Linked DNA regions of Homo sapiens: region 2 is linked to region 1. A link is an interaction called in ENCODE POLR2A ChIA-PET data of the cell type or tissue named here. Cell type or tissue: PC-3. All regions are shown on one strand.

What was found. Peaks named below come from ENCODE experiments on the same cell type or tissue, not always from the same donor. Only the 100,000 strongest peaks of a DNase experiment are listed, where the experiment ranks them.
Region 2: POLR2A ChIA-PET joins it to region 1 with 13 read pairs; 4 of 35 experiments call an interaction of 5 or more read pairs at or near these places.

Annotation. Positions count from the first base shown.
Region 1 is chr5:148,992,932-148,997,931 of GRCh38, forward strand. It overlaps SH3TC2 (SH3 domain and tetratricopeptide repeats 2), which reads right to left. Exons shown (of 17, transcript NM_024577.4): 17 at 1-5,000. Among named protein-coding and RNA genes, the nearest start is that of MIR584, 67 kb to the right of the region's middle. In PC-3, no CTCF peak of the experiment used is centred here; no DNase peak of the experiment used is centred here; H3K27ac peaks cover 884 bases.
Region 2 is chr5:148,828,210-148,833,209 of GRCh38, forward strand. It overlaps ADRB2 (adrenoceptor beta 2), which reads left to right. Exons shown (of 1, transcript NM_000024.6): 1 at 1-414. Among named protein-coding and RNA genes, the nearest start is that of ADRB2, 4.1 kb to the left of the region's middle. In PC-3, CTCF peaks have their summits at 464 and 1,189; a DNase peak (open chromatin) is centred at 492; H3K4me3 peaks cover 5,000 bases; H3K27ac peaks cover 724 bases.

The sequences.
Region 1 (5,000 bases):
CCTCTGTATCTCATCATTTCCTTGAAGTTTGTATCATTGATAGTTACCTCTGATCTGCCACTCTGCCCATCTTCTGTGAATGAAAACTTAGCCCACAGCGTTTCATTTAGATCTGGTCTGGGCTGCCTTTACCTGGCCTCACTCCTGGCTTCCATAGACGCTTAAGGTGATTAGGCATTTGTCCCTCACCGTTTCGATTGAAATAATCAGTTCAAAATAAAACTGACAACAGCTAACCTACACAAAGAATGTGTTAATGAGCAAACATTCACAGGGGAATCAAATTATCCCAATAAAATTCAAATCAATCAAATTTAAACCAGGAAAATTTGACTTAGTAGAAATAAAACTACGATGGAAAATTCAGTGGCAGAAGCTAAAATTTGACCTAAATAAATTATTGTCAATAAATTATAAGCCATCATTGTAAAATTCCAAATGCAAAAGAATTCATCTCCATAAAATGATTTTGATAAAATAGAAGATGGAAAAAGGTAGAAATTGTTTAACTGCTCTGTATTGAACATTTATCTTGGAGTAAAAATGATTGAGTAAGCATTAATTAAGAAAATACTTTCTTGATAAAAATTCAGCCATTATTGGTGTTTTTAATGTTGTAGTTATAAGCATGGAGTCAAAACACCCTCAGCAATATATCACGGAGGTCAAAACGTCTGCCAGACTAAACATAGGTTCAAAATGACAGTTCCAATAAAGGGAGGTCACAACTTCCTGTGACTGTGCTTGGTAAGTGATGGAGGCAATCATTTACAGATGATGCTCTGACAAGGGAGGCAGACTGAGACCATCACTGTCACATGCTCACTTGAATAGCCAAGCATCTAGCCCAGATTACATTCCTCTAAGCATGCCTTAACCCCACAGGTTCAACAAAGAAGTGTTCATTAACTTCTTCGCCCAAACAAGTACTCTTCTGAAATGTCTGTCAACACAATAACAATAATAGCCAACACTTATATAACATGGGCCAGGCACTTTACATATATTCACACATTTGATCCACACAACAATCCCATGAGATAAGTACTATTATCATCTCCATTTGCCAATGATAAACATGAAGCACCAAGAGCTTAACAACTTGCCTGAGGTCACACATTTCATAAGCAGTGGAGCTGTTCAGTCTACTACCATGCATCCCAGACAGGATGTTCAGGTGAACAAGATCTATCTAGCTTAAGTTCCATAAAATTTATCAAAATTTCAGCTGAGGTTTTATGCAATACTTGCAATATAGATAAGGCTTGGACTGGTGTCCTGAAGCTGCCACTCTCTATCTACAGGACTTTGGGTAAGATTAATCTCTTAACCTCTTTGAACTCATTTCTTCACATGTGTTATGTGAATAACTATACAATGCAATTACTTCTTGCAGGTAGGAGAAATTAAGAGAAGTCAATGATATAATAAGAGTATAACCTTTAGTACAGTGTTTGAGGTAAAAGTGCTCAAATCTAAGCTGTGATGGTAAGAATAATAGGTAAGTTTATCAGAGGACTCTGACTTGCCCTGGAGCCCATAGGACTTATGAAGACAGGGACTGTCATTATCTTGCTCACTGGATTGTGAGTTTAGCACATGAGAGGTGTTGAATATTGGTTAGTTGGTTGTTTCATTGGTTGGGTATGTGGGTGGTTGGGTGGTTAGATGGTTGGTTGGTTGGTTGGTTGGTTGGTTGGTTGGTTGGTTGGTTGGTTGGTTGGTTGGTTAATTGGCTGGTTGGATAAATGAATGGATGGATGGAAGGATGGATGGATGGATGGATGGATGGATGGATGGATGGATGAATAGATGGATGAATAGATGGATGAATAGATGGATAACCGTCTGCATCCTCTGTCCCAAAGGAGCTAAACTCAGACTTTTCTTCCTAGTCCTTTGCATATATGCATCCAATCTCCCCCAAACAGACTGACAGATACTCAAGGGCAAGGATGAGGTTTTTATCCACATCCCACAATACCATGAACTTATGATTTCCCAAGGAAAGAGACTTGGGATTATGAAACAATACTCTGGACCACTCAGGCCTCAAAATACCTTAAAGGTACTGCCTATCCCCTGGATCTTTATTCCATAGAACATTCATCACTGAAGGGATTTCCTGTGGTATTTGGTGCAATAAGGCTTATATAAGCCAAGGTCCCTGCTCCCTAGATTTTCTATCATCCCTCCTCCTTAAGACAAAGGGAAACATTCAAATGTTCAAAAGAGAAATATTTATCTTGAAGATCCTAAGTTCTGAAAGAGAAAACGTGTATCAGAATTACATAATTATATAAAGCACTGATTTTCCAGGTCAGACAAAAGTGATTTTGAATCTCTGCAAACATCTGAAATACTTTAAACCTTGATTCTATCACCTGAAAAGGGGAGATAAGGTCACCTTCTTTGGAGGATCATTTGGAGGATCAAATCCTATACTGTGGGTAAATTACTTAGCACAACCATCATTACAGCTTCAGTAAAAGACCATGATTATCCCTGGTCAAACTACTATCTGTTTGAAAATTAAGAAAAGACCTACCACAGCTATAGCAACTTATTCTAAACAAACAAAAATTATGCTTATTATTCTCAATAAACTTTTGCTGAATACCTGCTATATATGTGAGCAGCCCTATCACCTGATTTCTCAATCACTCATGAGCAATAAGTAGTTATATTATAGTTTTAAAACTTTCTCCCTGAAGGTCAAAACCCAAGTCCAACATTTCATTCCTTTATTTTTTTATTCACCCATTCAACAAATCTTTATTGAGAGCCTGCCATGCATCAGACACTGGGCTGGGCTCCAGAAATACAGAGCTGAGTGACCCAAATAAGATTCCTGTTTTCATGGAACTTCTAATCTAGGTGGTGCACATGGATTATTAAAATAAAAAAACTCACATAAAGTACACTTTTAAACTATGATAAGTGCTTTGAAGGAAAAGTACAGGGACAAATGAGCACAAGCAAAAGGGAGATGCTAAGGACATGAGGAAAAAGAAAAAAGAGACCAACTGGCCGGGTGCCATGGCTCACACCTGTTACCCCAGCACTTTGGAAGGCTGAGGTGGGTGGATGATTTGAGCCCAGGAGTTTGAGACTAGCATGGGCAACATGGTGGAAACCCATCTCTACAAAAACTACCAAAAAAAAAAAAAATTAGCTGGGAGTGGTTGTACATGCCTGTAGTCCCAGCTACTCGGGAGGCTGAAGTGGGAGGATCACCCAAGCACCTGAGTCTAGAAGGTCGAGGTAGCAGTGAACCATGGCCACCCCACTGCACTCCAGCCTGGGCAACAGAGTGAGACCCTGCCTAAATAAGAGAGAAAGAGAGAGAGAGAGAGAAACAGACAGATGGACTTTATACAACTTGGAAAGAAAGAAAAGAATGCCACAGGACTTGGAAGAGGATCAGAATATCAGTTTATATAAGCTCTTAGGACTGTAAAACAACCGGAAATGAAAATCCTCCAAGTAATCTTTCTGTTTGCTATCCTTTCCCTCCACCCACTACAGCCCCAAAGCTACATGTTCTAGAACAGACAAAAGTTAGTTTTGTTTTGTTTTATGAATAAGTAGCTTTTTGGTCACCAGGATTACCACGCAGCTGTTATTTCAGCCTAGCCCGTGGCAGCTCCCCTGAGGAGGAAAGCAGATGTAGCCATTGTCACTGCTTGCTGTCTGGTACAATGTTCAAAGAATTCAGGGGCATTCCTATGAATGTCTCTATGAAGTAGATGTCAGATATATCCCCAGATGAACAAACATCAGAAGTTCTCTATGTGCAAGAAAGTTCAATAACCAAAAAAGTCACCTTCACACATATTTGGCCCGTGCAAGGAAGATCAAGTAGCTGAGAGTCATACAGATCATGTTTAACTATGGTCCGCTAGATTTGGAAGGTTAAAATAAAAGACAGAAGCGAGGTATCTATTTTCAAAATCCTTTTCATAGATAACAGTAAAATGTGTGACCCTAAATAAAAATACAGTAAAATGGAAGGTTAGGGAAGTAGATAATTAAGCATTCCTGAATACTAAGTGAGTAAAAAAAGTGCTACTACCAACATTTATGCATAAGAAACAAAGCATCTGTACATGAACATGGGCTCTTCCCAGGCTATTTGTTTTGCAACACATATTTGGATGAGAAGGATGTTCCTAATAGCTTTTTCCATGATGTCAAAAGTAGGCTATTCTCTCATGTTCATGATCTTCCTTCTGCTACCACCATTGGAGCTACGGGTACTATGATGGGTGAGACCCACGAAACTCCACCTGGCTGCTTCCCTTCCTCAGATGTCCATAGTCTTCTACGATTGGCTCTGGAGTCTCTTGCAAGTTTCCCTCATTCACCTCACTCCCAACCTGGAATCTTCTTCAAAACATAACTTACTGATCTTATAATTTGTTTTGACCAATCACTACTATAGGTCAAAGCTTTCTGTTCCTCCTTCTATTTTCCATTTGGGAAATGCAGTCTCTCTTTTTTTCTAGGCTAAGTTACCTGACTGTGGTCAACAATAACACCAGTATTTCTTTTTCAAGACCTCCTGGAAAGTCAGTTCTCTCCAATCCTGTTCTAAAGTAACCAATTTTGATTGATTCAATTACACCAGAATGATTGTGTTGATTTCAGCCCAGTATTTCAGGCTGATGAAACAAGTTTTAATCTAATGCTTCTATTCATGATCATATTAGTGATAGCATTTCTCTCAGAGATGTGTCACCTGACAGAAACACAATATAATATAATGGTTTCATTTCCTAGCTCCAGCATCAGAGGACATGACTTCAAATTTCACCTCGATCACCACTAACTGTGGACTTAGACAAGCCACATCAATTCTCTAAACCTCAGTGGAGATAAAAATAATAGTAACTACACCAAAATGTTGTGTGATTACATGAGAGTCATCACAAAGGTTTTGCATGAGACTTAATGCATAAAACACATTAACCTCAACTGTTATTTTTATTTTGAGATGT
Region 2 (5,000 bases), 160 kb before region 1:
TTTTATTTTTTTAAGCTGTAAAAAGAGAGAAAACTTATTTGAGTGATTATTTGTTATTTGTACAGTTCAGTTCCTCTTTGCATGGAATTTGTAAGTTTATGTCTAAAGAGCTTTAGTCCTAGAGGACCTGAGTCTGCTATATTTTCATGACTTTTCCATGTATCTACCTCACTATTCAAGTATTAGGGGTAATATATTGCTGCTGGTAATTTGTATCTGAAGGAGATTTTCCTTCCTACACCCTTGGACTTGAGGATTTTGAGTATCTCGGACCTTTCAGCTGTGAACATGGACTCTTCCCCCACTCCTCTTATTTGCTCACACGGGGTATTTTAGGCAGGGATTTGAGGAGCAGCTTCAGTTGTTTTCCCGAGCAAAGTCTAAAGTTTACAGTAAATAAATTGTTTGACCATGCCTTCATTGCACCTGTTTCTCCAAAACCCCTTGACTGGAGTGCTGTTGCCTCCCCCACTGGAAACCGCAGGTAACTACTTGTAATTACTGCCCATGACTTAATGTAGAATGATACAAGAATGACATGCACAGATTGCTTAACCCTTTCATTTGCCTTTGAGTCTGCTGCTGCAAAGCTGCATCTCTCCTGACACTTGTGCCCCAAATCAGTTCTGCCTGCTCTTAGTATAGCTCAACTCTCCCTATGGTTATTGTTCTGTGTTGTTACCTCAGAAACACTGACTCACAGAAGCGGAGTTAAGGGGATATGTTTTTTTCTCTCCACGTGCACCCACCACCCACCTTCCAGTTCTACTTGTTTCAAAACTGTTTATATTTCTGTCTTGGCCATGTGTTACAGTGGAGCTCTTTGTACTGCATCAGGGCTTGGCATTTTAGGGATAAGGAAGATGTTCTTATGAGGAAGCTACTCAGACATGGCCCCGTAATTCTGAGGGAAAATTCAAAAGGCATTGGTCATGGGGAGAAAAGCTGGAGAACACATAACTGATGGATACCTCATGAACTAGAAACAGAATTTTAACCCCTTTTCCTTCTTTCCTTTGGTCCCTGTTTTCTTCTCCCACTGACTCTCCTCGATTCAGTGTAAACCAAGGTTCTGAGTCTTAGCACTGTTAGCATTTTGGACCAGATAACTCTTTGTTATGGGGGCTGCATCATTGTATGTGTAGCACCTCTGGCCTCTGTTCATTAGATGCCAATAGCACCCCCTGCTTATAACAAGCAAAAATGTTTCCAGACATTGCAAAAGAGCCCCTGAGGTGCGAATTAGCCCCTGGTTGAGAGTCACTGGTAGAAACTGTAAAAATCTCAGCAGATACATACATTCTTTCTAATGCAAGCGCTTGATTGTGCAGAGCCTTAGAGAGGGATTTTCACAGTTCACCTAGGCAGTAACAGACCCTCACCAGCACTCTTTCCATTCCATCATGCTGCCTTCTAAACTTGTTTTCTAGCTGCCCAAATAGTGATCATGAAATGTTAAGAAGGCTTTAAGTCTGTACATGAATTGTTTGAGAGGGTTTATCAATGGAGGTGAGGCCTGTGGGCCATGACTCCTGTTTGTGAAGAGATTATAATACTGTCAAGAGGCACGTTAGGGGAAATCACAAAAGTAAACACATTTCTTCTCCCAGCCCCTTTCTATTTTTGCCTGTGTGTCTGAGCCAGAGCTTGGCCCAGGTTTGATGAAGTGGATCGTCCTCCTTGGCAACGCCAGGCTAGAGCAGATCAGCCTGCAGGGTTCATTGCCATTCCACTGGCTCATGAAGCTGACTCCACTCCCCTCTTCCTTTCTGTTGCAGCCAAGGTCCCCAACCAGAAAAGCATTGGCCTTCTCTGCTTCCTGTCAACTCAATGATGGGATGTTTGGGTGAGCACCGAGCTATCAGGAGAAGGTTAGGCGCCTGTGATTTTGGAACATGCCATGGCAAATTGGAGAATGTGTGTCATTCAGTGCTTTTACTTTTTTCCAAGGGTTTTCATACCTATTGAAAACCCTTATTACACATTATCACCTTCTCTTTCTACTGCTATTATCACATTCTCTTTCTACTGCTCTGGTCTCCACACTCAGAGATTTGGGCAGCTTCTTTGGCTAATATTCATGCTCCCTGTAGCCTCATAAGATCTCAGACATGGAAGAGCCCATAGAAAGTATTTAACATCTGATGAGACTGAAACGCTGTGAGGTGAAGGGCTTGCCCAAGGTAAGCAGCCAAGGATGTCAGAGTGGGACTCAAGCCAGGGAACCCAACTGCTATTCCAGGAACTGCTGCATTCTCTCCACCACATTAGCATTGCGTTCTTTCCTCACCCTCAACTGGGGCTATAACATAACACATTCATTTCAGCCAATATATTTTTCTTTTGTCCTTAACACAAAATTTAGAGCATAAACAAATAATCTGCAATAGAGACAAAAGAAATAATTGTTCATTTAACTCAACAAGCATCCACTAGGATATCTTCTGCATTTAGGGAAGCTGGGAGATTCCTTAGCTCTTTATAACCAGATGTCGGTGTTGTATATATACTCTTTTGCCTAAAGGAATGTCTAATGTAATTTCTGTTAAAATTCAGGTATTAATGTTAATTCAGATTCCCAGCTAAAAGGAGAGTTTAACCATATTCACGTTCCTTTAGGAATACTGTAGACACAAGAACCTTGATTAGTTTTAAGGGTCCTGATAAGCAAGAGCATTCTAGGCATATCTTAATCCTTTGCTTTCTACCTCTTTGGTGTGTTGCTTTGTTTCTTTTGAGGGGTTGGCTTTTGTCAGTGTCCCTTCGTCTCTCTGTTTGCTGACATGCTGGCCACCTAAGGTTTGTGTTGTATTCCTCATCGTGAGTTTTTTTTTTGCCTGGACAGCAAGTTCTCAGAGTCTGTCAAATAAGAAGAACTTTTTTCTAAGATGCAAGCTGAGAGGTGTGAACAGTGGCAGGACAGGGTGAGCCTCCCCACTGCAATAATTAATGGGATAAGGAATCTGGAGAAAGGGGAGCTTGAGAATAGGAACTGTCTTTACATGATTCTTAGAATGTTTCTTATGGTGAACCTATTGCCAAATGGAGCCTAAACCAGAATCAGTCAGAAAGTATTTATGGAGCACCTACTGTATGCAGCATGAGAAAAGTATAGGTTTCCATTTCTGCCTTTTGGATCATGATATTAAGGATACTAAGCAGATACCTTTTATGGAATCTTACTAAAAGTTAGTGACTATGTTAGACACCTGTTAGGCGTTATGTCCTCACAACTGTATGATGTAGGTAGCATAATTGTCCTCATCTAACAAATGAGGGAGCTGAGGCTCAGAAAGCTTCAGTAACTTTCCAAAGCCATACAACCAACTAGTTGCAGAGTCAGGACGAGAACCCAGGTCTCTGTGATTCCAGGATCCATGGAGCCTAGCACCCAGGCAAACCAGGAAGCAGCACGAGGTAGCTTAGAATCTGTGCCAGAACAAGTGTAAGAACTGGAAATGCAATACTTTGTTGAGAGAAGACGGAGACTGCTGTGGGTTGAGGCAGGGAGGAATGTTCCCTTCCAAGCATGTGACTGCAGGGTTTCTGGGGACTGACACAAAAAACCAATCACTGAAGTGCCTAGTTTGCTTCTCCAAGTCTTTGTTTTGTCTTCTCATCAGAGAATCAGACCAAAATGGAAAGAGGATATGAAACTCTAAAACGAACACAGCAGAGTAAAGCAGAAACACAGGCTGCCCTACGTCCTGGCACTCTTTCTCAGCTCCAAAGTTGGGAAGGCCTCCTAAATTGAGTGGGTAGCCAGACCTTATGGAAATTTGATAGGCCTGGGTAGCCATATAGGTATGTTTTCCATCTTGAGCTAGCATTCTAGATCAAAGGAGATGATTTTCTGACAGCAGAGAGCAAGGAAGCTTAATATGCTTTGAATGATACTTTCCATTGACAGTATAACCTCTACTAAATTCAGTCTGTGCTAATCCATACTTCACTGACAGTGCAAATATAATTTGAAGGAGGGATTTTTCTAAATGCGTAAGAGAACAAACTTCCTAAGCACTTTCAAGAACTTGAGAAATTCTGGTGTTTTGTGAATAATAGGAGGCAGGGTGAGGTGAAAAGAGCCCCCCTCCAACCTCCCACCCACCACCCCACTCTCTCTCTCTCTGAAGTTGGGTGAGGCGGTTTTCTTCAGCCGACTTCCGTTTACTCATCTGTAATTTGAGGCCAGTACAGGTGGTATCTAAGCTCTGCTCCCCTCTGAATTTATACAGTTGTTAATTTACAGGCTAGAGATAATCATTTATATTTCTAATTAGAGTTGATGACATTTGCCATATAAACAATGGTTGAATATTCTGAAGGTTGTCAGCCTGCAGAAGAGAATGCTGTGAAGTACTATTTGGTGCATGATAATTGCTTTTCAGTATGATCTAGGGGGGAAAAAAACAGATTTCTCGGTTCTGCATGAATACAAGAAGGCAAGCAGAACTTTACAGAAAGGCAGATTCTAGCTCGGGTATAGGAAGACTTTCCAAAGAGCGAAATAAATGATCTATCAGAATTGTGAACCTCCCGTTTTTGGAAGCATTCAAGAGAAGCCCAGATGAAGCTGAAGCTCTGTTCAGGATGAAGCACAAGGCCTGCACTGAGCAGGAGGCTGGGCTAGGCTCTTTCCAAATCTGTGATCCTATGTCCTTGAAAACAGCAGACCTGAATGTTCTTAAAGTGTATTCAAACTGTTCCCTAATTCCAGCTGGCCTTCTCCCCAATTCCTCTGGATTTCAGAGGTTTCACTGCATTCCTAAATGGGAAACCTCCGGGGGAAATCAGTATCTCAACAACCTTTGGCCATGGGGAGAAATCCAGAAATAGAGCAATAAGGTTAAGCAGTTTTCCAAACTATTAGACCTTTTCATCAGCTGCTCTTCCCATGCCTTTTGCAAATGACCTACTAACTCCCAGAGCGAGAATAATGAGAGCTGCAAAGTCCTCTCTGCAAAGACTATTACATCCTTCTCCACCCTCGGAATCATTGC